2 separate regions of the Homo sapiens genome follow, and region 1 is linked to region 2. The links are chromatin loops, found by intact Hi-C in ENCODE. Cell type or tissue: sigmoid colon. All regions are shown on one strand. Each heading gives the region's core, and the rest is flanking DNA. Links, peaks and the distances in the headings are about the cores only. Region 1 holds the start of EPG5 (ectopic P-granules 5 autophagy tethering factor). Region 2 overlaps LOC105372093 (a long non-coding RNA gene).

What was found. A loop is a pair of places that touch in the nucleus more often than their neighbours do. Peaks named below come from ENCODE experiments on the same cell type or tissue, not always from the same donor. Only the 100,000 strongest peaks of a DNase experiment are listed, where the experiment ranks them.
Region 1: a loop joins it to region 2, with 8 times the contacts of the local background. A loop is called at or near these places in 54 of 110 quality-filtered maps.

What each region holds. Positions count from the first base shown.
Region 1 is chr18:45,966,439-45,983,093 of GRCh38, reverse strand. It overlaps EPG5 (ectopic P-granules 5 autophagy tethering factor), which reads left to right and starts at 15,765. Exons shown (of 44, transcript NM_020964.3): 1 at 15,765-15,917. The coding sequence starts at 15,855. RefSeq lists enhancers at 5,188-5,759, 15,505-16,006. In sigmoid colon, for the core only: CTCF peaks have their summits at 8,620 and 8,823 (motif pointing right); no DNase peak of the experiment used is centred there.
Region 2 is chr18:45,686,921-45,698,549 of GRCh38, reverse strand. LOC105372093 (a long non-coding RNA gene) reads left to right here. Exons shown (of 10, transcript XR_935423.3): 7 at 6,110-6,155. Among named protein-coding and RNA genes, the nearest start is that of SLC14A1, 31 kb to the left of the region's middle. In sigmoid colon, for the core only: a CTCF peak has its summit at 7,098 (motif pointing left); a DNase peak (open chromatin) is centred at 7,109; H3K27ac peaks cover 1,951 bases.

The sequences.
Region 1 (16,655 bases), core at 3,962-11,961, 280 kb before region 2:
GAGAAATAAGGAGTGCAAAGTGAGTGAAGCCAAACGAGTACATGTGTTAAATTTAGTAAATGTGAGCTATTCTACAGACTGTTGGTATATTAATTTGGGTTCCATCAGAAGCAGACCCCGAGATAAGGATTTGTGTACAAGTACTTTTTCCAGAAAGTGCCAGTATGGAAGTGGGGAAGCCAGATAGGGAAAGGAAGAAAGGCAAAAACAGTGTGCATTATCAAGTAAGCTACATGGCAGGCAGCTGGAGCTTACTCTTGTTGAAGACTCCCAGGAAACAGTGCAGAACACACAACTGGGGCTGGGTGCGGTGTAATCCCAGCACTTTGGGAGGCCGAGGCAGGTGGATCACCTGAGGTCAGGAGTTCGAGACAAGCTTGGCCAACATGGTGAAATCCTGTCTCTATTAAAAATTAAAAAATTAGCTGGGCATGGTGCGCGTGCCTGTAATCCCAGCTACTCAGGAGGCTGAGGCAGAAGAATTGCTTGAACCCGGGAGGTGGAGGTTGCAGTAAGCCAAGATCGCGCGCCACTGCACTCCAGCATGGGCAACAGAGTGAGACTCTGTCTCAAGAAAAAAAAAAAAAAAAAAAGAACACACACACACTTAGGAGATATTGCACCTAAGCCACAAGGGAGCTGGAGTATTTATTCACCAACTCCTGTCAGTCACTGGTTGCAGAATGCTCCTAGGAGGCATTAATTTCCCAGCACTTCTGGGCTGCCTCCAACGCTGGAGAGTGGGAACAGTCTGAGAGGGTCCTTAGGCAGGAACACAGTTCCTGACAGTTGGAACTGTGTGTTTAAGGAATTGAGAGGTACTGAAGGGATGTGGATGGGGCATTGACAGCATCTGACCCCACATGGTTCAGATGCATCCATACCCCACTTTTTACTCCATCCTATCACTACTTCTTCAAGTCCCAACTTCCAAAAACAGACACACACACATACAAAGGAAACAGTTAGCAGGACCAGCTATATTTCCTGTTCTTACAGATAATCTTAAATCCATAATTGATATTCATCATCTCCTTCCTCCCCCTACTATTATGGATGAATCATGCACCCCACCCTCACACACAATTCATATGTTGAAGTCCCAGCTGCCAGCCAGTACTTCAGAATGTGGCCATGTTTGGAGACAGAGCCTTTAAAGAGGTGATTAAATTGAAGGGAGGCCGTTGAGGTGGGGCCCTAATCCTAGTGACTGGTGTTCTCCTAAGAAGAGGAAGAGGCCAGATGCGGTGGCTCATGCCTGTAATCTCAGCACTTTGGGACGCCAAGGCTGGCAGAGCACTTGAGGTCAGGAGTTTGAGACCAGCCTGGCCAACATGGTGAAACCCCAACTCTACTAAAATACAAAAATTAGCCGGGCGTGGTGGCAGGGACCTGTAATCCCAGCTACTCAGGAGGCCGAGGCAGGTGAATCACTTGAACCCCGGAAGCAGAGGTTGCAGTGAGCCAAGTTCGCGCCACTGTACTCCAGCCTAGGTGACAGAGGGAGACTCTGTCTCAAACAAACAAACAAACAAACAAAAAAAAAAAAAAAAGAAGAGGAAGAGACAGCAGGAGTACATGTTTACAGAGGAATGAGCACGTGAAGAGGCAGCAAGAGAGTGGCCATGTGCCAGTGGCAAGCCCAGGAAAGAGGCCTCAGAGGAAACCAACTCTGCACCTTGTTCTTGGACTTCCAGCCTCTGGAACAGAAAGAAAATAAATTTTGGTTGTTTAAACCACCCAATCTGTGGTATTTTTTTATGGCAGCCCTAGTGAACTAATGCACAGACATTCTAGAATCCTCTTAAACTTGGCTAGTTCATCTGCTTGTCTAGGTTGCTTGACTGGTGGGATAATCTGCATCTTCCTCCCTGGGGTGGTGGTCTTAGCCCTGGTTATCAGGCTTTTGTCCCCTGTTTGCTGAAATTGCCAGTTTATATTAATTACCAGGCATGGGAACACAAGGAAGCACCCCAGGGAAACTCCTGCCTTCCAGATATATTCATCGTTGCCCCCTTTTTCTCATGATAATCACTAACTCCTGTTGGGATTGGTATGCCTCTCTTTGCCTGCTGGTCTATTGGTATGAGGAACCCCAATAGCCCAGGCATTGGCCATAGTTTTATGGAACCCTTTCTATATCCCCTGGTATAGATATCCCCTGCCAACCTCCTAGAGTCAGGAGTTTTTGTCTGGCAGAGCCTAAAGTCGAAGGGATGGGAAGCACAAATTCCCGGTGGGTCAGTGTGAGCCATAGTGACAGACGCCACTCTTACCTCTTGGTTTCTGTGAGAGACAAACTCACCCATCCAAACCCAAAGAATGGACTCAGAGACATGCAGAACATCAAAAGTGAGACTTTTAATGATGGTCTTGCAAGATCAGGTGTCTGATAGGCAGGCACACCCAGCACAGTTTCAACAAGCAATTTATCCCCTAGTGCACAGGTCCCTCCCCGGTTCCTCAAAGGCTGAGTATTACAGGGTCACAATCTTCCTGGACATTGCCAATTGATTGTTGGGTAAAGGCTTTAGGTATTTTTTTAGGGTTGTCTTGCTGCATCTTGTTGCAGCCCAGAATGCATTGCAATCCTAGCTCAGGCGCTGTTCAAGTATTTGACTTATGACCTAAATAGCTGGGCAGGCTGATAAGAACAGACAAAAGGAACTATTCTGCAGGCTAGTAAACTTTCATCTTAGACTAAACTCCTTTGGTTCAGGTGAGGGCAACTAAGTTGTGGGGAAGGTGGAGGCCAACAAGCAGGCGTTGGCTATCCAAGCAGAGGCCTCATATATCCTGTTTCTTTTGTAGTTTGCTGATCTAAGCCAATTCAAGGCACTTTGTGTTGGAAATGGACCACTGTATACATAATTTTCTTCAGTTCCCAGACTGTGTTTTCTACCTATTGGAGTCATAACATGCAGTACCAGATTGTGGCCATTTAAACACCAATACCTCATCATCAAGGCCAGCATCCCAGCCTTGCAAGGTATTATTCTCAAGCTGCTGCACCTTTAAGAGGACATTCCAGTAATCTATCAGGACAGCATCTTCTAGGTGATGCGGTACACAGTAGACAAAGGGGAGCCGATGGGCATTTGTCTGTTGTTGTACCACCTTTGCCGTAAAGCAAATATCTCTTAGTGTAAGATGTGCGTTCTCAGCCGGATGTGGTGGCTCATGCCTGTAATCCCAGCACTTTGGGAGGCGGAGGCAGGTGGATCACGAGGTCAGGAGTTTGAGACCAGTCTGACCAACATGGTGAAACTCCATCTCTACTAAAAATACAAAAATTAGCTGGGCGTAGTGGCATGTGCCTGTAATCCCAGCTACTCAGGAGGCTGAGGCAGGAGAATCGCTTGAACCCAGGAGGCAGAGGTTGCAGTGAGCCGAGATCACGCCACTGCACTCCAGCCTGGGCAACAGAGCAAGACTCCGTCTAAAAAAAAAGCAAAAAAAAGATTTGTATTCTCAGTGGGGGCAGTATTGCCACCAAGGGGGTGAAAATTGGTTATTGATAGACAAAACAAAACTTACTATTTTTATGTATAAAGCATGGATAAACATATACTGCATAAAAAGAAATACAGCTGGGCACGGTGGCTCATGCTTATAATCCCAGCACTTTGGGAGGCCAAGGTGGGCAGATCACAAGGTCAAGGGTTCGAGTCCAGCCTGGCCAACATGGTGAAACCCCGTCTCTATTAAAATACAAAAAATTAGCTGGGCATAGTGGCAGGTGACTGTAATCCCAGCTACTTGGGAGGCTGAGGCAGGAGAATCGCTTGAACCCAGGAGGTGGAGGTTGCAGTGAGCCGAGATTGTGCCTCTGCACTGTAGCCCTGGCAACAGAGTAAGAGTCTGTCTCCAGAAGAAGAAGAAGAAGAAGAAGGAGAAGGGAGAGGGAGAGGGAGAGGGAGAGGGAGAAGAAGAAGAAGAGAGGAGGAGGAGGAGGAGGAATAATACAGTATATCTGTGGTATTAAAATTTCATGGGAGTTTTTGAATTCAGAAGGCATGTTAAAAAAAAAAGAAAGAAATAAAAAAAGAAAAGTTTCATAGGCTGACAGGAAAAAAAAGTCTAAAAAGGATATTAAGGGAGTGATAATGAAAAAAAAATTGAAGGCCGGGTGAGGTGGCTCGTGCCTGTAATCCCAGCAGTTTGGGAGGCCAAGGCAGGCAGATCCACTTGAGATCAGGAGTTCAAGACCAGCCTGGCCAAAACATGGTGAAACCCCGTCTCTACTAAAAATACAAAAATTAGCCATGCCCAGTGGCATGTGCCTGTAATCCCAACTACTCGGGGAGGCAGGAGAATCACTTGAACCTGAGAGACAGAGGTTGTAGTGAGATGTGATCGTACCACTGCGCCCCAGCCTGGGAGACAGCGCAAGACTCCGTTTAAAAAAAAAAAGAAAAAAAGAAAAAAAATTGAGAAACACTGGTTTAAGATGATGTTATGTGGAAACCATAATGTTACATTACACACTGTATAAGCTCCTGGATTGTGGTGCTGGCTGAGGCAAGGCTAGCAGGAAAGGCAAATCCATTCTTGAACTCAATCCCAGTAGACAGAAATGCTTCCAGGGTAGAATGGGTTTGATGGGATCAATTTGCCACCAAGTGGATGGTTGGTTTCCTTGAGGACTGGTAACATATTTAGAGCTCAGCCTCAGTCTCTAGGCTAATGGATCAGGTATTCAGTGGTAGTTGCTACATCGGGGTTGGTGAGCAGGGAAGTCCCCTTAGCTGCATTCCTGCCACCATGGCTACTCTGTTAATGGGCCCATTGAGGAAGCACCAGAGTGGCCAAGGACAGAGGCTTGCTTACTGCACTGGATGAGTCATCCCTGCCACCTGGTTGCTCTGCACCTGCTTTGTGATGGATATTCTCTCATAGGCCTTGGTATGAGACACAAAGAGTTGCACATTTTGTTGCCTAATTCCAGAGGCCACTTGCCTGCTTCTTCTCTAGGCCTCTTTGTCTTCAGTCTTCTATTTATTTTTATTTTATTTGTTTTAGATTCAGAGTGTCCCTGTGTCGCTCAGGCTGGAGTGCAGTGGTGTGGTCTCGGCTCACTGCAGCCTCTGTCTCCTGGGTTCAAGCGATTCTCCTGCCTCAGCTTCCTGAGCAGCTGGGATTACAGGTGCCCACCACCATGCCTGGCTAATTTTTGTATTTTTAGTAGAGACAGGGTTTTACCATGTTGGCCAGGGTGGTCTCGAGCTCCTGACCTATCTTCCTGCCTCAGCCTCCCAAAGTGCTGGGATTACAGGCGTGAGCCACCATGCCCAGCCTGTCTTCAGTCTTCTATTTCCTCCCTTGCCAATCAGTCAGGTCACGTGCCACAGCCCAGGAATCTATGTATATTATTTACTGTGGGCTATGTCTCCCTTCACAGCAAGCTGATGAGCAGCTGGACTGCTTGACTCCTGTGCTTTGAGCGTATTCCTCTTCGCTGCTGTTTTCCACAGTCCCTCCTGAGTGGACTGTCATGTGGCAGCAGTCCACACGGGTACAGAGCAACAATTAACATATAGAGCTGACCTATTCTTGACCAGGCCTGAGTTTTTCTCCATCAACTGGGTTGAAGAATGCCTTCTCTGAGGCCATAGGTATGAGGTGAGGGAGAGGCACAGATACAACAGAGAAGGGTAATTGATGAGTCTGCATCACCTTTTGGGGCAACATACTTGTGCTCCCTGGATTTGCTTAGGCCTGATCCAGAATGTACCGTTTCTACGCAGTGCAGTCATATGCACCTGCAGTCCCAGCTACTTGTGAGGCTGAGGTGGGAGGATCCCTTGAGCCCAGGAGTTTGAGACCAGCCTGGGCAACATAGTGAGATGCCGTCTCTATAAACAACAACAACAAAGAAACCAGAATGTACCATTTCCACTGCAGGAAGGATTACTGATGTGCCCTCCTGACCCGTGACTCAGGGGATCTGAAGAAAGATAAAGTAATTTGGAAGTAACATCATTTCTTTTTATATTCACGTTATCTTTATAATTTTGCAAAATGCATCTCTTTAAATGATGCCATAAGGGCTTTCTGGCTTTCCCACTATTCCCTAAGTGACCCAAGCTTGTGATTTTCTGCAGTGTGTCAACAGCAGTTGATAAAAACCAACCTACTTGATAGTCCTTAGAATTACCTTTGCCCCATATCTTTCAAGTGTTAGTAATGTTGCATGAGCTCTTCCACCTGTTTCACCCAAATTCACCACGAGTGAGGCCTCAGTAACTGTGATTCTGCAGCATAGTTTTTTTTTTTTTTTTTTTTTTGGTCTGCCTGTGCCTCTTTAATCATGACATCACATCAAGACTGAACCACAAGGGTTTGGCATTCTAATGGCTTGCATTACATATGAACATAATTGAAATGCAATGTGGTAATAGAGGCATTTACAAAGACCTGTGAGGTTCAAGGGAGAAATAATTATTTCTCATGAATGGGTGAAAGAGAATGAAGCATTTCAATATTGGTAACTGGTATCACAGGGGTTTGTTGTACAGATTATTTCATCACCCAGGTACTAAGCTTAGTATCCAATAGTTATTTTTTGAGACAGAGTCTTGTTCTGTTGCCTAGGCTGGGGTGCAGTGGCATGATCTCGGTTCACCGAACCTCCACCTCACAGGCTCAAGTGATCCTCCCACCTCAGCATCCTGAGTAGCTGGGACTATAGGCATGTGCCACTACTCCTGGCTAATTTTTGTGTTTTTTTAGAGACGGGGTTTCGTCATGTTGCCCAGGCTGGTCTTGGACTTCTGGGCTTAAACAATCCTCCAGCCCTCAACCTCCCAAAGTGCTGGGATTACAGGTGTGAGCCACCGCGCATGGCCCCAATAGTTATCTTTTCTGATCCTCTCCCTTCTTCCACCCTCCACCCTCAAACAGATCCCAGTGTCTGTTCTCCTCTTTGTGTCCATGTATTCTCATCACTAAGCTCCCACTTATAAGGGAGAACATGTGGTATTTGGATTTCTGTTCCTGCATTAGTTTGCTAAAGATAATGGCCTCCAGCTCCATCCATGTTCCCAGAAGGGACATGATCTCGTTCTTTTTTATGGTGCAGCACAGATGTTATCACCATTTCATTTCACCCTGACTGAGACCGCCTTTGCAAAAATATTAACTGAGAAGATTATGACAGTGAAAGATATCAGACCTAACTGACCCTATCTTGCTTCTAACCTCTAAACTGTCCTTGTTCATTCCTGGGCATAGGCCAAACTAGCTTTGGGAAGGAATTTAGTGATAGTTTATATAACAGCCCTTCCCAAAAGGCTAAATTGTTCTCATAAAACAAATAAAAGGGCACTAGCCACCAAGTCAAGATGAGAGGGGCTAGAATTCTTTTTGGCGTGATCTGAGCTCACTGCAACCTCCACCTCTGGGGTTCAAGCGATTCTCCTGCCTTAGCCTCCCGAGTAGCTGGGATTACAGGCACCTGCCACCATGCCCGGCTAATTTTTGTATTTTTAGTAGAGATGGGGTTTCACCATATTGGCCAGGCTGGTCTCGAACTCCTGACCTCAGGTGATCCACCTGCCTCAGCCTCCCAAAGTGCTGAGATTACAGGCGTGAGCCACCGCGCCCAGCCCTGGCTTATATTTTTGTTGTCTGTCTTTTAGTATAGTTTTGTTTTAGGTTGAAGGGACAGCTATTGCCAGAAATTTCCATTTAAGTGCCAAATACATTTAAATTTCATGGCCTTAAATATCTGGTTCTCATCTGTAATCCCAACACTTTGGGAGGCTAAGGCGGGTGGATCACCTGAGGTCAGGAGTTCAAGACCAGCCGACCAACGTGATGAAACCCTGTCTCTATTAAAAATACAAAATTAGGGCTGGGCGCGGTAGCTCACGCCTGTAATCCCAGCACTTTGGGAGGCCGAGGCGGGTGGATCATGAGGTCAGGAGATAAAGACCATCCTGGCTAACGCAGTGAAACCCCGTCTCCATTAAAAAAAAAAAAAAAAAATTAGCCGGGTGTGGTAGCAGGTGCCTGTAGTCCCAGCTACTCAGAAGGCTGAGGCAGGAGAATGGCGTGAACCCGGGAGGCGGAGCTTGCAGTGAGCCGAGATGGCACCACTGCACTCCAGCCTGGGTGACAGAGCGAGACTCCCCCTCAAAAAAAAAAAAAAAAAAAAAAAAAAAAAAAAAAAAATTAGCCGGGCGTGGTGGCACATGCCTGTAATCCCAGCTACTTAGGAGGCTGAGACAGGAGAATCGCTTGAACCCGGGAAGCGGGGAGGTTGCAGTGAGCCGAGATCGTGCCATTGCACGAGATTGCCTGGCCAACAAGAGTGAAAATCCATCTCAAAAATAAAATAAAGTAAAATAAAATAAAATAAAATAAAATTTTGGAGGAGTCAAAATTTATATGCAGATTTCAACTGTGTGGAGGATTAGTGACCCTAACTCCTGCAGTGTTGAAGGGTCAACTGTACTTGTATGACTCATTTAATGTTTGGAGATTATAAGAGGAAAAAAAGGACAAAGTTTATATGCTTTGCTGCCTATGGAAGCAAAAGTCTGTTAATGGAAAAGAGCCCACCTATGGAAGACAGTTTGTTAGAAAAACATAGGTTGTACATTTTTGGTACGTACTTGCTCTGGGAGCTAATTGTCTCAAGAAACTGAAATAATGTAGAAGCAACCTGATTCTTTCGCAATTTTAAAAAATGCATTTAGTAATGAAGAATGATGAAATAACGCCTTGTGCTGTTATGATGTACAGAAAGTAACTATCTGTATCATGAATGACTTCTCGGAAATCATATGTAAGAGGTTTCACCAAGCAGGCATTGCCACCAGATGGCAACAGAGACTCTGGAATGGAATTTTGGAAGGAGATTTAAGAAAGGTCAACCCAGCGTACCTTCTAGAGTTCAGCAGCTTTCACTGAACCTTGCTTTTACTCTTTTCCAGATGCTGGCTGACTTATGCATCATAGTCATATTATGTTATGGAATGCCATAACATAATATATGAGTTACAGTCTTTTTATGAATGCTGGTTTTTTTTTTTTTTTTTTGAGATGAACAGTTTCACTCTTGTCACCCAGGCTGGAGTGCAATGGCTCGATCTCGGGTCACCACAACCTCTGCCTCCCGGGTTCAAGTGATTCTCCTGCCTCAGCCTCCCGAGTAGCTGGGATTACAGGCATGTGCCATCATGTCTGCCTAATTTTGTATTTTTAGTAGGGATAGGGTTTCTCCATGTTGGTCACGCTGGTCTCGAACTCCTGACCTCAGGTGATCCACCAGCCTCAACCTCCCAAAGTGCTGGGATTACAGGGGTGACCCACCACCCCTGGCCGCCTTGTTCTTGTTTTTAATTGACCAGGATTTTAATCATGAGATTAAAAAGTATTTTAAATTCTTAAAGCCGCAGTGAAAATTAATACAGCCTATTAGGAGGAAATCTGGTAAATATTTATCAAAATTAAAAATGAGAATGCCTCTATGATCAAAATTGTACATCTAGGAATTGATTTTACAGAAATAAACATGCATAAAAATATATGAGTGGTCATGTATAAGCACTGATTTTTTTTGTGTGGGTGTGTTTTTTTTTTTTGAGATGGAGTCTCTGTCGCACAGGCTGGAATGCAGTGGCGTGATCTTGGCTCACTGCAACCTCCACCTCCTGGGTTCAAGCAATTCTTCCGTCACAGCCTCCCGAGTAGCTGGGACTACAGGTGCGTACCACCACGCCCGGCTATATTTTTGTATTTTTAGTAGAGACGGGGTTTCACCGTGTTAGTCAGGATGGTCTCCATCTCCTGACCTCATGATCCACCGTCCTTGGCCTCCCAAAGTGCTAGGATTACAGGCATGAGCCACTGCGCCCACCAGCACTGGTTTTAATAGTGAAACATTGAAAACAACACAATGGCCATCAAAAGTCTGTTTAAATAAGTTTTAAATAAGTTTAAATAAGTTTATGAAATATTTTATTAATTGAAGGAAAAATGAGGTAGAGGTATCTGTTTTTACAAGGAAATAGCGCTAGGATTCATTAATTAAAAGGTCGCAATCTACACATAGGCATGGAGTATTTAAGAGTGTGATTTTGTATGTGAGTAGAGCAAAGTCTTTAAGGATGTATACTGAACTGTTAATGTTAACTCTGGGGAAAGGAGTATTAACTTACTATCATAGGTACTTCTATATTGTTTGCAGTTGCATTTAGAAATATAATTTAATACAAAAATTAGCTGGGTGTGGTGGTGCATGCTTGTAGTCCCAGCTACTCAGGAGGCTGAGGCAGGAGAATCGCTTGAACCTGGGAAGGGGGAGTTGCAGTGAGCCAAGATCAAGATCATGCCATTGCACTCCAGCCTGGGCATTGCAGTGAGACTCTGTCTCAAAAATAAAATAAAATAAAAACAACAACAACAACAACCAAAAGAAATATTATAATTTAAAACTATTATAGAAATTTTTGAAGAAAAAAATATAACCTTGACATCCAGCAGTCAACACTGTGACTATTATGATTAATACAGTATCTTTTAAATGAAATATTTCTGATAGTCATCTTGGCCCCAGTGTATAAGTATTAAATATTGCAAACATGGAGACAGTAAACCTGGCTTCCTCTTCAAAGTCTGTTTATATTGTATAACTGCCTTCGTTCAAATCCCAGCTCCACCACTTACATAAGCTGTGTGACCTTAGGCAAATAATTCAATCTCTCTGAGTCTTAATTCTCTTTTTATAAAATGAAAGCAATGAAATCCTCAACATCGCGGGGTTGTTGGAAGAATCAAATGAGTTAACACATGAAAAGTACTCAGAACAGGGCCCAGCAGAGAGTAAGAGCTCAGGAAATGTTGGTGATAATTATTACAGCCCAGAGTAGCAAACCCTTCTCTGATTATTATGCCAGTGATGAACACTGCTTGCTGTCAAGATGAATTTCTTAGAATCTCTGCAAATAGTACTTATGCATAGAGAAGACATTTGTTGTTATTTTGCTAGCTGAAATTAGTATTTTAAATTATTTAAAAATTAATCTTAATTTATTAAACCCATACACATTCTAAAATTTAGTTTTTGTTAAGTCTTTTTTTTTTTTTGAGACAGAGTCTCACAGGCTGGAGTGCAGTGGCGCAATCTCGGCTCACTGCAACCTCCGCCTCCCGGATTCAAGCGATTCTCCTGCCTCAGCGTCCTGAGTAGCTGGGATTACAGGTGCACGCCACCACACTGGGCTAATTTTTGTATTTTTAGTAGAGACGGGATTTTACCATGTTGGCCAGGATGGTCTCCATCTCCTGACCTCGTGATACACCTACCTCGACCTCCCAAAGTGTTGAGATTATGGGCGTAAGCCCCCATGCTCGACCTTTTTTTTTTTTTTTTTTTTTTGAGACAGGGTCTTGCTCTGTTGCCCAGGCTGGAGTGCAGTGGTGCAATCTCAGCTCACTGCAACCTCCGCTTCCCAGGTTCAAGTGGTTCTTGTGTCCCAGCCTCCTGAGTAGCTGGGATTACAGGCAGGTACTTGTAATTACAAGTAGTACGGGATTACATGCCCGGCTAATTTCTGTATTTTTAGTAGGGACAGGGTTTTACCATGTTGGGCAGACTGGTCTCGAACTCCTGTCCTCAGGTGAGCCACCCACGTCGGCCTCCCAAAGTGCTGGGATTATAGGCGTGAGCCACCATGCCCGGCCCAGTTTTTGTTAAGTCTTCAAGTTATCTTTATACATACCTCAACATTATTTTTATAAATCTAATAGAGTTTCATAGTCATGTTCAAGGGGGAACCTTAACAATTCATCCACTCACATTCAACAGACCAAAGTCCCTTAAACAATTGGTCCCATCATCACTTAAATTCCTTCAAATGTTTTATACTACAGTATTAAATTCAAAATATTAATTTTTTTAATGTTGCCTGAACTGACCAACCAACCATTCTAACTACTTAAACCATCCTACTAAGGTCTAACAAATTTTTTTTTTTTTTTTTTTTTTTGAGACGGAGTCTCACTCTGTTGCCAGGCTGGAGTGCAGTGGCATGATCTCGGCTCACTGCAGCCTCCGCCTCCTAGATTCAAGCGATTCTCCCGCCTCAGCCTCCCGGGTAGCTGTGACTACAGGTGTGCACCCAGCCAATTTTTGTATTTTTAGTAGAGACGGGGTTTCACCATGTTGGCCAGGATGGTCTCGATCTCTTGACCTCGTGATCTGCCCGCCTTGGCTTCCCAAAGTGTTGGGATTACAGGCATGAGCCACTGCACCCAGCCACAAATTCAGTTTATAAATATGATAGATCTTAATTTCTCAGAGATATTCCATGATTATGTAAGCCGTATAAAATTATCTTATTTTTAACTAAAATATATGTAATCTAAAATCAGGTAGTAAAATACATATTTTAATTTGGAATCATAAGGTCTATATCCTTTAATTTGCCAAATTATCGTAACCAGTACAAGCACTTTAAATACAAAAAGATACAGTTTATTCCTAATTTAACACAAAAGGATTATGCTGTCAGCTTAAATTACTTTATCTGCTTTGTATTTGACTTTCCTGAGATGATACTTTACTTCCAGGAATTGGTTTACTTTTTTTTTTTTTTTGAGATGGAGTCTCGCTCTGTTGCCCAGGCTGGAGTGCAGTGGCGCCATCTTGGTTCACTGCAACCTCCGCCTCCTGGGTTCAAGCGATTCTCCTGCCTCAGCCTCCCAAGTAGCTGGAATTCCAGGTGTATGCCATGACGCTACGCTAATTTTGGTATTTTTTTAAGTAGAGATGGGGTTTCACCATGTTGGCCAGGCTGGTCTCCTGACCTCAAGTGATCTGCGCTGCTCTGCCTCCCAAAGTGCTGGGATAACAGGTGTGAACCACCACTGCCGGCCTGTTTACTTTTTCAAGCTACTGTCTCACAGGTTGGGTTTAGCAGCCCTGGGAACTCAGGTTGCTTATCAGTCAGTTGTCTGGCTGGGACATGAAATCCTTGACTGCATATGTTCGGGAACTTTTCTGAGCCCCTGCTCCCATTGTCCCTTTTAAAATTGTTGCTGTGGCAACAGAGACTTCAAGTCTATATCCTTCAAAAGGAGTAGTTTCAAAACCACCTTCTCGGTTCAAATTATATCATTACCTAACTGATTGTTGCTTTACCTTTTGTTTGGATTCTACTGAACTTGAATTGTCTGGCTGTTGGCCTCACTTTCTGAAATTAATCCAACGACAGATAACTTCGTGATGGAAAATGTAGGTCTCCTTAGTAGTTAGCCCTCTGCCAGGTGACTTCGTTTCCACCTCCCCTTATATATTGTTCTTCCTTCCTCTCTAAATTCTCTAAATCTCTGCTTATACAGAGCAATCTGGCTCTCTCTGGCCTCTCCAGTCATCATACATCATACTCACATTCACCATCTTGAGAAGTGCAGTAAGCCACATAAATGCAGCAGAAGTACCTTATGCAGTCCTAGGAGGCTGTGGTTTTGAGTTGCTTTTTTTTTTTTTTTGGAGACGGAGCCTTGCTCTGTCACCCAGGCTGGAGTGCAGTGGCACGATCTTGGCTCACTGCAGCCTCCACCTCCTGGGTTCAAGCAATTCTCCTGCCTTGGCCTCCCAAGTAGCTGGGACAAGTAGCTGGGACTACAGGCGCACGCTGCCAGGCCTGGCTAATTTTTTGTATTTTAGTAGAGATGGGGTTTTACTGTGTTGCCCAGGCTGGTCTCGAACTCCTGAACTCAGGCAATCCGCCTGCCTCGGTCTCCCAAAATGCTAGGATTATAGGTGTGAACCACTGTGCCAGGCTGAGGTGCTTTTTAAAGAACCTTCATTTCTTTCCTCCTTCTCCTCTTTCTCCCATCCTCCCTGATTAACCTCTTTTTTGTGTGGAACTCACCCCTGCCCTGGTGTCATCCCTTCATTCAGTCTTTCCAATGTATGCCTCTTTTACCAGTTAGGCGATGATACACGTATCACAATGTATCTATGCATTGTGTCTGCTTCCCAACTAAACTGTAAAACATGCAAATTGAGAGTAGGGTCAGTTGTGTTTTGCTGACCAAGTAGTGGGTAGCACATAGAGAACTTTAAATGTCATAAATGACTTAAACTGGGAGAGGTCAGAGAGCAAGGGTATTCCAGACTGGGAGAAATATCAGCAAAAGTTATGGATAGTAATGGTGGTATAAAGATTTTGTTTATATTGGCCAACTCTTTGCAGGTGATAACTTTATATACATGCACACACACACACACACACACACACACACACACACACCAGGACATACAAAGTACATGTATATTCTGAGTAGCTTAATAATTTTTGTTGTTGAGGATTTGGGAACAAAATACACGAAATTGTATTATATACTCAATTAAAATATCATCACAAACAAGCAAACTGCATCTCTGAAGTCTTTTCCATTTTTCATGCCATATTGCTGGATTTTTTATTCTAGGGTATGCTACAGGTGGGTGGATGGTCTTTTTCCTCCCTCCCATACACTCCATTTCCTTTTCTTCTTTTTCTTTTCTTTTCTTTTTTTTGAGATGGGAGTTTCGCTCTTGTTGCCCAGGCTGGAGGGCAATGGTGCGATCTCGGCTCACTGCAACCTCCGCCTCCCAGGTTCAATTCTCCTGCCTCAGCCTCCCGAGTAGCTGGAATTACAGGCGTCCACCACCATGCCCGGCGACTTTTTTGTATTTTTAGTAGAGTTGGGGTTTCACCATGTTGCCCAGGCTGGTCTTGAACTCCTGACCTCAGGTGATCCACCCGCCTCGGCCTCCCAGAGTGCTGGGATTACAGGCGTGAGCCACTGCGCCTGGCCCACTCCATTTCAACGATCTTACCCCACCGCCAGACAAAACTCATACTCATTTGTGTGATTCACGAAATATTTATTTAGTATCTACTATGTGCTACTACGTGCAGTGTTCTAAAGACCCTTGGATACATCAGGCAACAAAATTAAGAACCCTGCCTTTGAGGATCTTACATTCTGGGAGGATTGACAGACACTAACAATAAGGATACAAGCAAATCACAGAAATCCTAGAGCTGGGAAGGGAAGATGTGGACAAGTTTTTCACATCTGGAAATTTCAAATGAAGCACACTGTAAAATGTATACTAAGAATACTTTTACGGATCTTATTTATCTTGTTACCTGTTTGCCTGTCCTTTTAGGAGCACATGTCTTTTTTCCAGTCTGGGAATTTGTACAGTAATGATAATTAATAACTACCATGTACCGACATGCCTGCCGCTACCAGGCACCTTTCTGGGAGAGCCCATTAAATTCTCATGACATCCGAAAAGGCAGGTGTGATCATTCCCCTTTACAAAAGAGGACGCCGAAGTGCACACCCCGATGGGCGTCAGGGTTTCTTCCTTGCGCGCAGTGCGGATTTAGGCTAACCGACTGGATCTGGTTTATCTGAAGATGAAAAAAAAGAATGGCAAACCCACTTTCCGGATTTCTTCAAGCCGACGCGGGTGAGGTGTGCGAGCGCGCCCGGGATCCGCACTGAGTGAGGTTCCGCAGAGCCGGGAGACGGAGGAGGTGGGTCAGCCTGGGTCGCTGCCCTTGTCCAGCGCAACCCAAGACACCTGCGCGCCGGGTGGAGCCAGGGCTAGGGGTGGGGCCTGGGCTCCGGGAAGGGGGCGGGCCTGCCTTCCTCCAGTGCAAATGCGTCCTGGAGTGGTTTGTCCTACGTTGCGGCCCGTAGAGGCGCCGACTCACCGCCTCTTCTCCGGGAGTGGCGGAGATTCGATCATGTGACAGTCCGGAGGCCAGAACCGGGCAGGTTGCTTGAAGCGCAGGGGTTTGACAAAAACAAACGGTGACGGCGCCGCGGAAGGGTCTATGGCCGAGGCGGTGAAGCCCCAGCGCCGGGCCAAGGCCAAGGCCAGCCGGACTAAAACAAAGGTGAGGATCTCCCCCACCCTCCCGAGGCTCTGGCAGTGTGCTGTGTCTCCTTGCTCCTCTCTTCGGCCTCCCCAGCCAATTCTACTCCCGTTCCCTGAGCCCTCTGCATCTTCCGCCTCCACCTTCCAATATTTGATCCCACCACCCGTTGACACCGGCCCTTCTCCTCCATTCCTTCTCCATATCCCCCTGCCACACTCTGTCAGGACCCCATTTTTCCTTCTCCCTCCTGTGACTTCACTGGCCTCTTCCTTTTCTGCTCTCTTGGCTTTCCTCACCTGGGTCTGGTTTCCTGCCGTGAAATAATTTTTCTCTTTCCAGCCCCATCGTTGACTCTCTCTTTACTCTTTTATATCCTAGAACATTTTTAGTCCCTGCCATGCATAAAGAGGGAATGTTCCCCTCCTCCACGCGGAGAAGGTACCTTTGGCAGAACTTTATAAGTAGACTAGTGCTGTGCCATTTCTGATCACTTTGAAAGTTCAAGATGATAGTAGTGCTGCCTCTGTTTATTTCTTATTGTCTTGATTGTTTATAAGGGGCATGAATGGCTAGAAATTAACCCAGGGCGGGACTCACACAGTAGGGAAGTGTTTGAATTTTCTGAGTTTCCTGTATTAGACTACATGTGGTATTAGAGTGATTTTAAGTTGATTTGTTTATAAGTGCAGTCTGGATTTTCATTTTATTATAGTACATATATACACATATATACATATGTACACATATATACATATA
Region 2 (11,629 bases), core at 3,630-11,629:
ATGCCTGTCTTGTGCCAGTTTTCAAAGGGAATGCTTCCAGTTTTTGTCCATTGAGTATGATATTGGCTGTGGGTTTGTCATAGATAGCTCTTATTATTTTGAGATACATCCCATCAATACCTAATTTATTGAGAGTTTTTAGCATGAAGAGTTGTTGAATTTTGTCAAAGGCCTTTTCTGCATCTATTGAGATAATCATATGGTTTTTGTTGTTGGTTCTGCTTATATGCTGGATTATGTTTATTGATTTGTGTATGTTGAACCAACCTTGCATCCCAGGGATGAAGTCCACTTGATCATGGTGGATAAGCTTTTTGATGTGCTGCTGGATTCGGTTTGCCAGTATTTTTTGAGGATTTTTGCATCAATGTTCATCGGGGATATTGGTCTAAAATTCTCTTTTTTGTTGTGTCTCTGCCAGGCTTTGGTATCAGGATGATGCTGGCCTCACAAAGTGAGTTAGGGAGGATTCCCTCTTTTTCTATTGATTGGAATAGTTTCAGAAGGAATGGTACCACCTCCTCCTTGTACCTCTGGTAGAATTCGGCTGTGAGTCCATCTGGTCCTGGACTTTTTTTGGTTGCTAAGCTGTTAATTATTGCCTCAATTTCAAAGCCTGTTATTGGTCTATTCAGAGATTCAACTTCTTCCTGGTTTAGTCTTGGGAGGGTGTATGTGTCGAGGAATTTATCCATTTCTTGTAGATTTTCTAGTTTATTTGCGTAGAGGTGTTTATAGTATTCTCTGATGGTAGTTTGTATTTCTGTGGGATTGGTGGTGATATCCCCTTTGTCATTTTTTATTGCGTCTATTTGATTCTTCTCTCTTTTCTTCTTTATTAGTCTTGCCAGTGGTCTATCAATTTTGTTGATCTTTTCAAAAAACCAGCTCCTGGATTCATTGATTTTTTGAAGCGTTTTTTGTGTCTCTATTTTCTTCAGTTCTGCTCTGATCTTAGTTATTTCTTGCCTTCTGCTAGCTTTTGAATGTGTTTGCTCTTGCTTCTCTAGTTCTTTTAATTGTGATGTTAGGGTGTCAATTTTGGATCTTTCCTGCTTTCTCTTGTGGGCATTTACTGCTATAAATTTCCCTCTACACACTGCTTTGAATGTGTCCCAGAGATTCTGGTATGTTGTGTGTTTGTTCTCGCTGGTTTCAAAGAACATCTTTATTTCTGCCTTCATTTCGTTATGTATGCAGTAGTCATTCAGGAGCAGGTTGTTCGGTTTCCATGTAGTTGAGTGGTTTTGAGTGAGTTTCTTAATCCTGAGTTCTAGTTTGATTGCACTGTGGTCTGAGAGACAGTTTGTCATAATTTCTTTTCTTTTACATTAGCTGAGGAGTGCTTTACTTCCAACTATGTGGTCAATTTTGGAATAAGTGTGGTTTGGTGCTGAGAAGAATGTATATTCTGTTGTTTTGGGGTGGAGAGTTCTGTAGATGTCTATTAGGTCCACTTGGTGCAGAGCTGAGTTCAATTCCTGGATATCCTTCTTAACTTTCTGTCTCGTTGATCTGTCTAATGTTGACAGTGGGGTGTTAAGTCTCCCATTATTATTGTGTGGGAGTCTAACTCTCTTTGTAGGTCTCTAAGGACTTGTTTTATGAATCTGGGTGCTCCTGTATTGGGTGCATACATATTTAGGATAGTTAGCTCTTCTTGTTGAATTGATCCCTTTACCATTATGTAATGGCCTTCTTTGTCTCTTTTGATTTTAGTTGATTTAAAGTCTGTTTTATCAGAGACTAGGGTTGAAACCCCTGCCTTTTTTTTGTTTTCCATTTGCTTGGTAGATCTTCCTCCATCCCTTTATTTTGAGCCTATGTGTGTCTCTTCATGTGAGATGGGTTTCCTGAATACAGCACACTGATGGGTCTTGACTCTTTATCCAATTTGCCAGTCTGTGTCTTTTAATTGGAGCATTTAGCCCATTTACATTTAAGGTTAATATTGTTATGTGTGAATTCGATCCTGTCATTATGATGTTAGCTGGTTATTTTGCTCGTTAATTGATGCAGTTTCTTCCTAGCCTCAATGGTCTTTACAATTTCGCATGTTTTTGCAGTGGCTGGTACTGTTTGTTCCTTTCCATGTTTAGTGCTTCCTTCAGGAGCTCTTTTAGAGCAGGCCTGGTGGTGACAAAATCTCTCAGCATTTGCTTGTCTGTAAAGTATTTTATTTCTCCTTCACTTATGAAGCTTAGTTTGGCTGGATATGAAATTCTGGGTTGAAAATTCTTTTCTTTAAGAATGTTGAATATTGGCCCCCACTCTCTTCTGGCTTGTAGAGTTTCTGCTGAGAAATCAGTTTTTAGTCTGATGGGCTTCCCTTTGTGGGTAACCCGACCTTTCTCTCTGGCTGCCCTTAACATTTTTTCCTTCATTTCAACTTTGGTGAATCTGACAATTATGTGTCTTGGAATTGCTCTTCTCGAGGAGTATCTTTGTGGCGTTCTCTGTATTTCCTGAATTTGAATGTTGGGCTGCCTTGCTAGATTGGGGAAGTTCTCCTGGATAATATCCTGCAGAGTGTTTTCCAACTTTGTTCCATTCTCCCCGTCACTTTCAGGTACACCAACCAGATGTAGATTTGGTCTTTTCACACAGTCCCATATTTCTTGGAGGCTTTGTTCGTTTAGTTTTATTCTTTTTTCTCTAAACTTCTCTCTAACTTCATTTCATTCATTTGATCTTCCATCACTGATACCCTTTCTTCCAGTTGATCACATCAGCTACTGAGGCTTGTGCATTCGTCACATAGTTCTCATGCCTTGGTTTTCAGCTCCATCAGGTCCTTTAAGGACTTCTCTGCATTGGTTGTTCTAGTTATCCATTCATCTAATTTTTTTTCAAGGTTTTTAACTTCTTTGCCATGGGTTCGAACTTCCTCCTTTAGCTTGGAGTAGTTGGATCGTCTGAAGCCTTCTTCTCTCAACTTGTCAAAGTCATTCTCCATCCAGCTTTATTCCATTGCTGATGAGGAGTTGCATTCCTTTGGAGGAGGAGAGGCACTCTTTTTAGAGTTTCCAGTTTTTCTGTTCTGTTTTTTCCCCATCTTTGTGCTTTTATCTACCTTTGGTCTTTGATGATGGTGACATACAGATGGGGTTTTGGTGGGGATGTTCTTTCTGTTTGTTAGTTTTCCTTCTAACAGTCAGGACCCTCAGCTGCAGGTCTGTTGGAGTTTGCTAGAGGTCCATACCAGACCCTGTTCCTGAGTATCAGCAGTGGAGGCTGCAGTACAGTGGATATTGGTGAACAGCAAATGTTGCTGCCTGATCGTTCCTCCGGAAGTTTTGTCTCAGAGGAGTACCCAGCCGTGTGAAGTGTCAGTCTGCTCCTACTGGGGGGTGCTTCCCAGTTAGGCTACTCGGGGGTTAGGTACCCACTTGAGGAGGCAGTCTGTCCATTCTCACATCTCCAGCTGCATGCTGGGAGAACCACTACTCTCTTCAAAGCTGTTAGACAGGAACATTTAAGTCTGCAGAGGATTCTGCTGCCTTTTGTTTGGCAATGCCCTGCCCCCAGAGGTGGAGTCTACAGAGGCAGGCAGGCCTCCTTGAGCTGCAGTGGGTTCCACCCAGTTCCAGCTTCCCGGCTGCTTTGTTTACCTACTCAAGCCTCAGCAATGGCGGGCGCCCCTCCCCCAGCCTCGCTGCCGCCTTGCAGTTTGATCTCAGACTGCTGTGCTAGCAATGAGTGAGGCTCCATGGACATAGGACCCTCGGAGCCAGGCACGGGATATAATCTCCTGGTGTGCCGTTTGCTAAGACCTTTGGAAAAGCACAGTATTAGGGTGGGAGTGACCCGATTTTCCAGGTTCTGTCTGTCACCCCTTTCTTTGACTAGGAAAGGGAATTCCCTGACCCCTTGCACTTCCCAGGTGAGGCAATGCCTTGCCCCGCTTTGGCTCATGCTCGGTGCGCTGCACTCACTGTCCCACATCCACTTTCCGACACTCCCCAGTGAGATGAACCTGCTACCTCAGTTGGAAATGCAGAAATCACCCGTCTTCTGCGTCGCTCACACTGGGAGCTGTAGACTGAAGTTGTTCTTATTCGGCCATCTTGGCTCTTCATGTCAGTAGTTTTTTTTTTTTTTTTTTTTTTTTTTTGAGACAGAGTCTTGCTCTGTCACCCAGGCTGGAGTGCAGTGGTGCAGTCTCAGCTCACTGCAATCTCTGCCTCGCGGGTTCAGGTAATTCTTCTGCCTCAGCCTCCTGAGTAGCTGGGACTACAGGCGTGTGCCACCACATGCAGCTAATTTTTGTATTTGTAGTAGAGACAGGGTTTCACCATGTTGGCCAGGATGGTATTGAACTCCTGACCTCAGGTGATCCACCTGCCTCAGCCTCCCAAAGTGCTGGGATTACAGGTGTGAGCTACTGCACCTGGCCCCTATTGATTTTTATTTTATTGCTCTGTGATCTGATAATGTGTTTGGTATGATTTCGGATTTTTTGAATTTGATGAGGGTTGTTTCATGGTTGGTTGTGTGATTGATTTTAGAGTATGTGCCATGTGCAGCTGAGAAGAATGTATATTCTGCTGTTTTTGGGTGGAGAGTTCTGTAGATGTCTGTTAGGCCCATTTGGTCAGGTGTCGAGATTGAGTCCTGAATGTCTTTGTTCGTTTTCTGCCTTGATGGTATGTCTAATACTTTCAGTGGGATGTTGAAGTCTCCCACTATTATTGTGCAGTTATCTAAATCTCTTCATAGGTCTCTAAAAACTTGCTTTATGAATCTAGGTGCCCTTGTGTTGGGGGCATGTCTATTTAGGATAGTTAGGTCTTCTTGGTTAATTGAACCCCTTTACTATCATGTAATGTTCTTTGTCTTTTTAAAATTATTTTTGGTTTTAAGACTATTTTATCTGAAATTAGAATAGCAACCTCTGCTTTTTTCTATTTTCTGTTTGCTTGGTAGATTTTTCTCCATCCCTTTACTTTGAGCCTATGAATGCCATTGCATGTGAGATGGGTCTCTTGAAGACAGCATATACTTTGGTCTTACTTCTTTATCTAGCTTGCTACTCTATGCCTTTTAATTGGGGCATTTAGCCTATTTACATTCAAGATTGATATTTATATGTGTGGATTTGATCCTGGCATTCTGTTGTTAGCTGGTTATTATGCAGACTTGATTGTGTGGTTGCTTTATGGTGTCAATGGTCTCAGTACCTAAATGTGTTTTTGCAGTTGCCAGTGATGGCCTTTCCACATTCAGCATTCCCTTAAGGATCTCTTGTAAGGCAGGTCTGGTGGTAATGAATTCCAAGAGCATTTGCCTGTCTAAAAAGGGTCTTATTTTTCCTTTGCTTATGAAGTTTAGTTAGACTGCCTGTAAAATTCTTGATTGGAATTTATTTTCTTTAAGAATGCTGAATACAGGCTCCCCAATTGCTTCTGGCTTGTAGAGCTTCTGCTGAAAGATCCACTATTAGCCTAGTGGGATTCCGTTTGTAGGTGACCTGCTCCTTCTTTCTAGCTGCCTTTAACATTTTGTTTTTCATTTTGGCCTTGAAGAATCTGATGACTATGTATCTTGGGGGTGGTCATCTTGTATAGTATCTTGCAAGGGTTCTCTGCATTTCCTGAATTTGAACATTGGCCTGTCTAGTGAGGTTGGGGAAATTTTCATGGATGATATCCTTAAATGTTTTCCAAGTTGCTTGTGATCTGTGCTTGCTCGCTCTCATGTGCGTGCTCTCTCTCTTTCTTTCTCTCTTTCAGGGATGCCAGGGAGTTGTAGATTTGGTCTCTTTACATAATCCCATATTTCTCGGAGGTTTTGTTTATTCTTCTTTATTGTTTTTTCTTTATTTTTGTCTATTTTGTAGAACTGGGCTTCAAACTCTCAGATTCTTTCCTCAGCTTGGTTGATTCTGCTGTTAATATTCGTGATTGTATTATGAAATTCTTGAAGTGAGTTTTTCAGGTCTATCAGATCAGTTTGGTTCTTCCTCAAAATGCCATTTCATATGTTATCTCCTGTATTGTTTTATTATATTCCTTAGATTCCTTGGATTGGGTTTCAACTTTCTCCTGGATGTCAATGATAATGTTCTCTGTTCCTGTCGGTAATCTGAATTCTTTTTCTGTCATTTCAGCCCCAGGTAGGGACCATTGCTGGGGAACTTGTGTGGTCATTTGGAGGTAAGAAAACATTCTGGCATTTTGAGTTGCCAGAGTTCTTGTGCTGATTCCTTCTTATCTGTGTGGGATGATGTTCCCTCAACCTCTGAAGTTGCTGTCCTTTCGATGCATGTTTTTTTCTTTGCTTTTCTCTTCTTTGCTGCCCTTGGGGGTTTCATTGCAGTATAAGGTAGGTTCAGTTGACTGGGTTCATTTCTGGAAGATTTTAGGGGCCACGGCTCAGCTCAGCACTCCTGGTGGACTCTAAGTCTGGGGAGTTGGTACCAGGACCCCAGCTTTGTTATCTGGCCCCGTGAGATTGGGAACCTGCTGCATCAGAGGGTCCAAGGTGTTCCTGGTCCATTAGCCACAACCCTCTGATGGGTGGTGCCAGACAAAGTGCTTCTTTGGGGCGGTGGCAGCAGGATCTGTGCTCACTCACGTGTTCTGGCACCTGTGGCAGCGCCGCAGGGTGCTTATGCCTTGGTGGGGTTGGGGTACCAGCAGAAGTCGAGCTGCTGCATTCCTGTGTGCACTTGTACCTGTGGCAGGGTGCAGGTGGGAGCAGGGTTGCCAGTGTCCATGCTTACACTTGCACCAGTGGTGGCAGTGGCAGGGTGCTGGCAGTCACTGGGCTGCTGACCTTCATGGGCACATTCACCTGTTACCTCATTTAACCATTAAAAGAACTACAGTAACAGGCTAATAAATTAGTTCCTTGTTAGGATGTGAAATTTGGGCTCAGAGGCATTAAATAAATTTCCAGGCCCCACAATAAGTGCGTTTCTTAGAAGCTGTGCACTCTCCTGAGATCCAATGTCCCTTTGAGAATCAGTGAGGTGGGGGACAGGCCTAAGCCTGGAAAACTAGATGCCTAGAATAGAATGCAAAAGCCTGGAATGCAAAAGGAGGGCAACGAGCAAATGGAGCATTCCGTGGCTTTTGGAGGGTCTCTGGCGCCCTCTGCTGACAGTGTGAAAGTTTCATAAGCCAAGGAGTGTGCAGCGTGCCCAAGTCCGTTGATCATACAGAAGGATGTGTGAGCATGCAAAAGGGCACAGAAGGTGGGCAGTGCAGATGAAGGGAAGGGACAAAGGTACAGAAAGAGCCATCTTCGTCCTAGGTACATGTAAGTTTCTGTCCCCTATCTCTTTGCAGACAACTGGGTTCACTGTCTCTTAATTTCAAGGAAAAGCATGCTTTTCAAACTTCGATATGCACAGGAATCACCAGGGATCCTGGGCGGGGCGGGGCGGGGGGAGGGGTGCAGTCTGGGCTCCAGCCCCAGTGTTTCTGACTATTAGGTCTGAAGGGGCCTTAGGGATCTGCGCTTTTTAACTACATCCAAGTGAGTCTGATTCAGGTGGTTCTTGGACCACACTTTCAAAAAGCAAAACAAAACAACAACACACACCTTAATATTTAAGTTTAAAAAAATGGACAGTTCAGAAACAAACTAAAATTGTGGCTTCTACATTCAGTTGCTAAAAAACACCCCAGAGGAATTCATAGGTTACTGTGTTATTTCTGCTCTGACCTGGTTGAAGATAAAAGCTACAAGTCTACAAAACACACACACCCCAACCATCCTGTTAGCCGAACTCTCCAAGATGAAATTAAAACAATCCAATAGCATTCAAGTCAGTAAGTCTACTCTTGCAAAAGAATGATTCCAAAACTCGAGGTGTTTGGAAGTGTACTCGTAGAGATGTTAATATGTGGACACACACACACACACACACACACACACACACGCCCTTCTCTGATAAAAGAAGGATAAGTGATTCATTAAAAGCACACTGGCATTAAAGTCTTTGAGAAGCCAATGCTAATGAAAGATGTTAAACTTTATTTGGCTTAATGTACCTGGATCTCATTGGATCATGTGACTTTTTCTTATTTAAAATTTTTTCTTTTGGATATGTATTTAAGATCCATGACTGATGAGTTATGGAAATACTACCTTAAAGCAAGAGGAATGTGAACTAAAGATTTTTCTGGATTCTGAAAAACAATCCCATATGCAAAAAAGAATAGTCTTTTCAATAAATAGTGCTGGGGCAACTGAATATCCACTTGCAGAAGATTGGGGACTCTACTACCATATACAAAAAATAACTCAAAGTGGATCAAAGACCTAAATATAAGAGCTAAAGCTATGAAACTTTCAGAAGAAGAGTTTTGTCTCCTCCCTAGCCTGAGCCCTTAACACTCAGACAGTTTCCATCTCTCCATGGAAGCCCATCCAGCACCCTTTTATTCTCCTCGGATAACAGTCTCAGAACCAGGAGTTCAAATAGTAAGTGAATCAAGCAGCACGGATATCCTGTGCTCAGTAATATGTTTGGTCTCCAAAGTATGTTGTGTTCAAGTAATTATAAGATGAGGTCTTTGACTTTAGAGTTTCCCATCTTGCTGAGCAAATAAGACCCTCCACCCAGGTGGCAGGTGATACCAGATAACATAAAATTGAATGTTGAATTATATGGTCAATATTAAATTTATGTAAAAACTAGAGTTTTCTTAAAGAATGCAGAAGCTTCTAAGACATTCATGAGGGAGGTAAATTGAAGTTTTTGGGGTGTGAAAGGCACAAACCATTTATACGTCCCTCAAGTTATGCCAAATCATATTTCCATTCTTTTCCCCCAGTGTCAACAGTAAGTGGGGTTCCCATGAGCTCCTCTCTGAGCCATTTGGGCGACTGCTGTGATGGTAAGGAGGGAGGGTGGGCATGGGCCACAGAAGCCATGGAGCCAGCTGCAGGTCTGCTGCTGCTCTTGACAGATGGTAGCCACCTGCCTCAATCCCCACCCCCGCAACCCCAGTCCCCGTCAGGGCCTTTCTAGGATAAGGCCTTACAGTGACTGGATTTGCAAGCTGCACACTGACCCATGGCCACTCATGCAATCATGTCCTGGGCTTCTACGTGAATTCTACTCAAATTCCTGTGCTGAGACCCCCTCTGTCTACCCACCTCCTTCAGTTCTTCAGATAGCCAGGAGAATTGGCCTTCTTAAGTCATTTGCGATGCAGGTAAAAATGCAGATACCCCATCACTTACTGAATCCCAATATCTTAGGGTTCAGGGGAGGTGCTAGAATCTGCATTTTGGTTAAACATTATCTTGCTTAGTACCCACCTCCTGGAATTAATTCCAGGCTTACAGGGATGCTGAAGTAGGGGTCCATCTGTCAGTAAATATGTATCCACGTGCCAGGCCTGGAATGGGGGCCATGAAAATACATAATCTGGCCCCTCAGAGGTTATAATGTGTTGGGGAAGATGAGTTATTCACAGGTTGTGGTGTGATGTGTTGGGCAGGAAGCCAAGTCATGGGGGTGCTCCCCACTCACACGCTCATGATTGGGTGAAATCCGGCTAAACATTGATTCAAAGAGCACCCAGGGGAGTATGCAGGGATGGGGAAAAAGCCAGCTACTCTTTCTGCCTTTCTCCAGTAGGGCGTTTCATGAGCTGATTATGAGTAGGGATCTGTCTGGGTCTTTCCTTTGCTCCAGCTGGAAAATCTACAAATATTTTGGTTGTGGGGTGCCTTCCTGGTTTGTTCCAGTCCCTGCACCATGGAGCCTGGGTGTGCTGGGTCTTCAGGATAGAAGGTGCCACCTCTCTCTGCACTTCCTTTGCTCCCTGGGGTGCTTGTCAAGTGAGTACCCCACAAGTGAGGCTCTGTGTATATTGGGGTGTTGTGTTGCTGTCTCATGCTGTCATGGGTGAGGAAGGAGTTTGAAAGCAGAGAACTAGCCCAGGGGGATCTTTGATGCTGCAGCCATGGGAGAGCAAGCTCCAGTTGCCACCAAGAGCTCAGCACAGGACCAGCTACGTAATTCATGGGGCCCAGTACAAAATGTAAATATGATTCATTTGTTCAAAAGCTATTAAGACTTGCAAGACACTGATGGGAGGACAGATGACAACAGAGAAGGCAATGCCTCTCTTTTGCTGGACATAACTTATAACTTTAGTATAACTGTGTCTGTCACTTACTCATTCACTGCGGGAGAGAGGCCCCAGTTAGGGGAATGTACAAAACTCATCGCTGTTCACAAGGAGTTCACAGTCTGTTCATGTTGAGAACCTGGGGCTAAGGCCAAGGAGCCACAGCGGGGCCTGGGAGAACAGGAAGCCAGTCCCTGAAGGCGGCTTGTGGCCCAGGAATGGTGATGGGTGCTCCAGCCACAGCCCAGACTCCCTGTCCTGCCCTCCAGGCTGTCACTTTAATCTTGTGTCCTGAGCTTTCCATCTTGCTGTATGCTAGGGTTAGAAACTAGCTAGGAATCAGTGTCTCTCTGGAAGCTTAAAAACAAGAACTACACACAGATGAGCAGAATAGGATTCACAGGTCTTTAGAGGGGCCAGGAACACAGCTTACATTTGTCCAAATCCAGAGGTTAAGAACTGTATGGTTACAGCCCTCCTCTGACCTCAGGGACAGAGACAATCTCCATTTGACAAAATCATGCTGCCTGGGGCTCCTCCCACTTGAGAGCTCTCTAGAGAATCTTCTCCCTGCAGCCCTGCACAGAGCAGCACAGCACAGCACCGAGCAGCCCCCACACCTTCTACTGATGGGGCCCCCTGGGGAGCTTTGGCAACCACCCCGGCCTGGGCCGCCCCTAAGGTTCTGATAGAGCTAGTCTGGGCTGTTGCCTGGGCCCCAGGGTTTGTAATGCTCTGCTGCCCGACTTGCCCACCTCCCCGCCCCATGACACCCCTTGAAACTACTGCTCAGGCCATGCCGTAAGAGACAGGTGGACCCTAGTGACCCAGACTGACCCATCAAGAAGCAAGCACTGGGGAGAGGAGTGAAAGCCACCCCATCCCTCTCCCAGCCCCAGCCCTGGCCCCACCAGACAGTTCAAAGAGGGGTGGAGCCTCACCCCATGGCAAAAACTGCTATTTTTTTTTTTTTTTTGCACTCTTCCTGTTACAGTACCAGCTGGCCGCCAGCACCTGCTCTCTACATGGCTCCATGTTCTGCTTTTCTCCACCTCTTTAACCCCTGACCACAGCTGTCTGCCTGCACAGGGCTCCCTGCATGGCTGTCTCAGTGGAGCTGCTTTTCTACGCCCACTGCCTGCCCATTGGCTTGCCCCCTTGCAATAACTGCTGTCATCACCATTTCCCAACTTCCACCTTCTGCCCCCATTCCAGGCCAGCCCTTAACCCCATCCTACCTGCTCACAGGGCACAGCTGCTGCTTCTCACTGGGGCCATGCCTCTGACCTCTAGCCAGCTCTGCCTGTGTCTGTGGTGCCTGACTGAGAGCAGCGTGGTCGGAGGGGCTCCGGACAACCCCCTGCTCCTCTTTTCTAGGGCCAAGGCGCTCACTCAGCAGGCTTCTAGGTCTAGGGCCAAAGCAAAACCTTGCTTTTGTGCTCAGCCTACTGAGCCGGATGTTACTGGTTAGTGGTTTTCTTTATCTAGTCTTCTTTGTGGTGCAGGGTGAGTCCCCAACAACAGTGAGAAAGAGA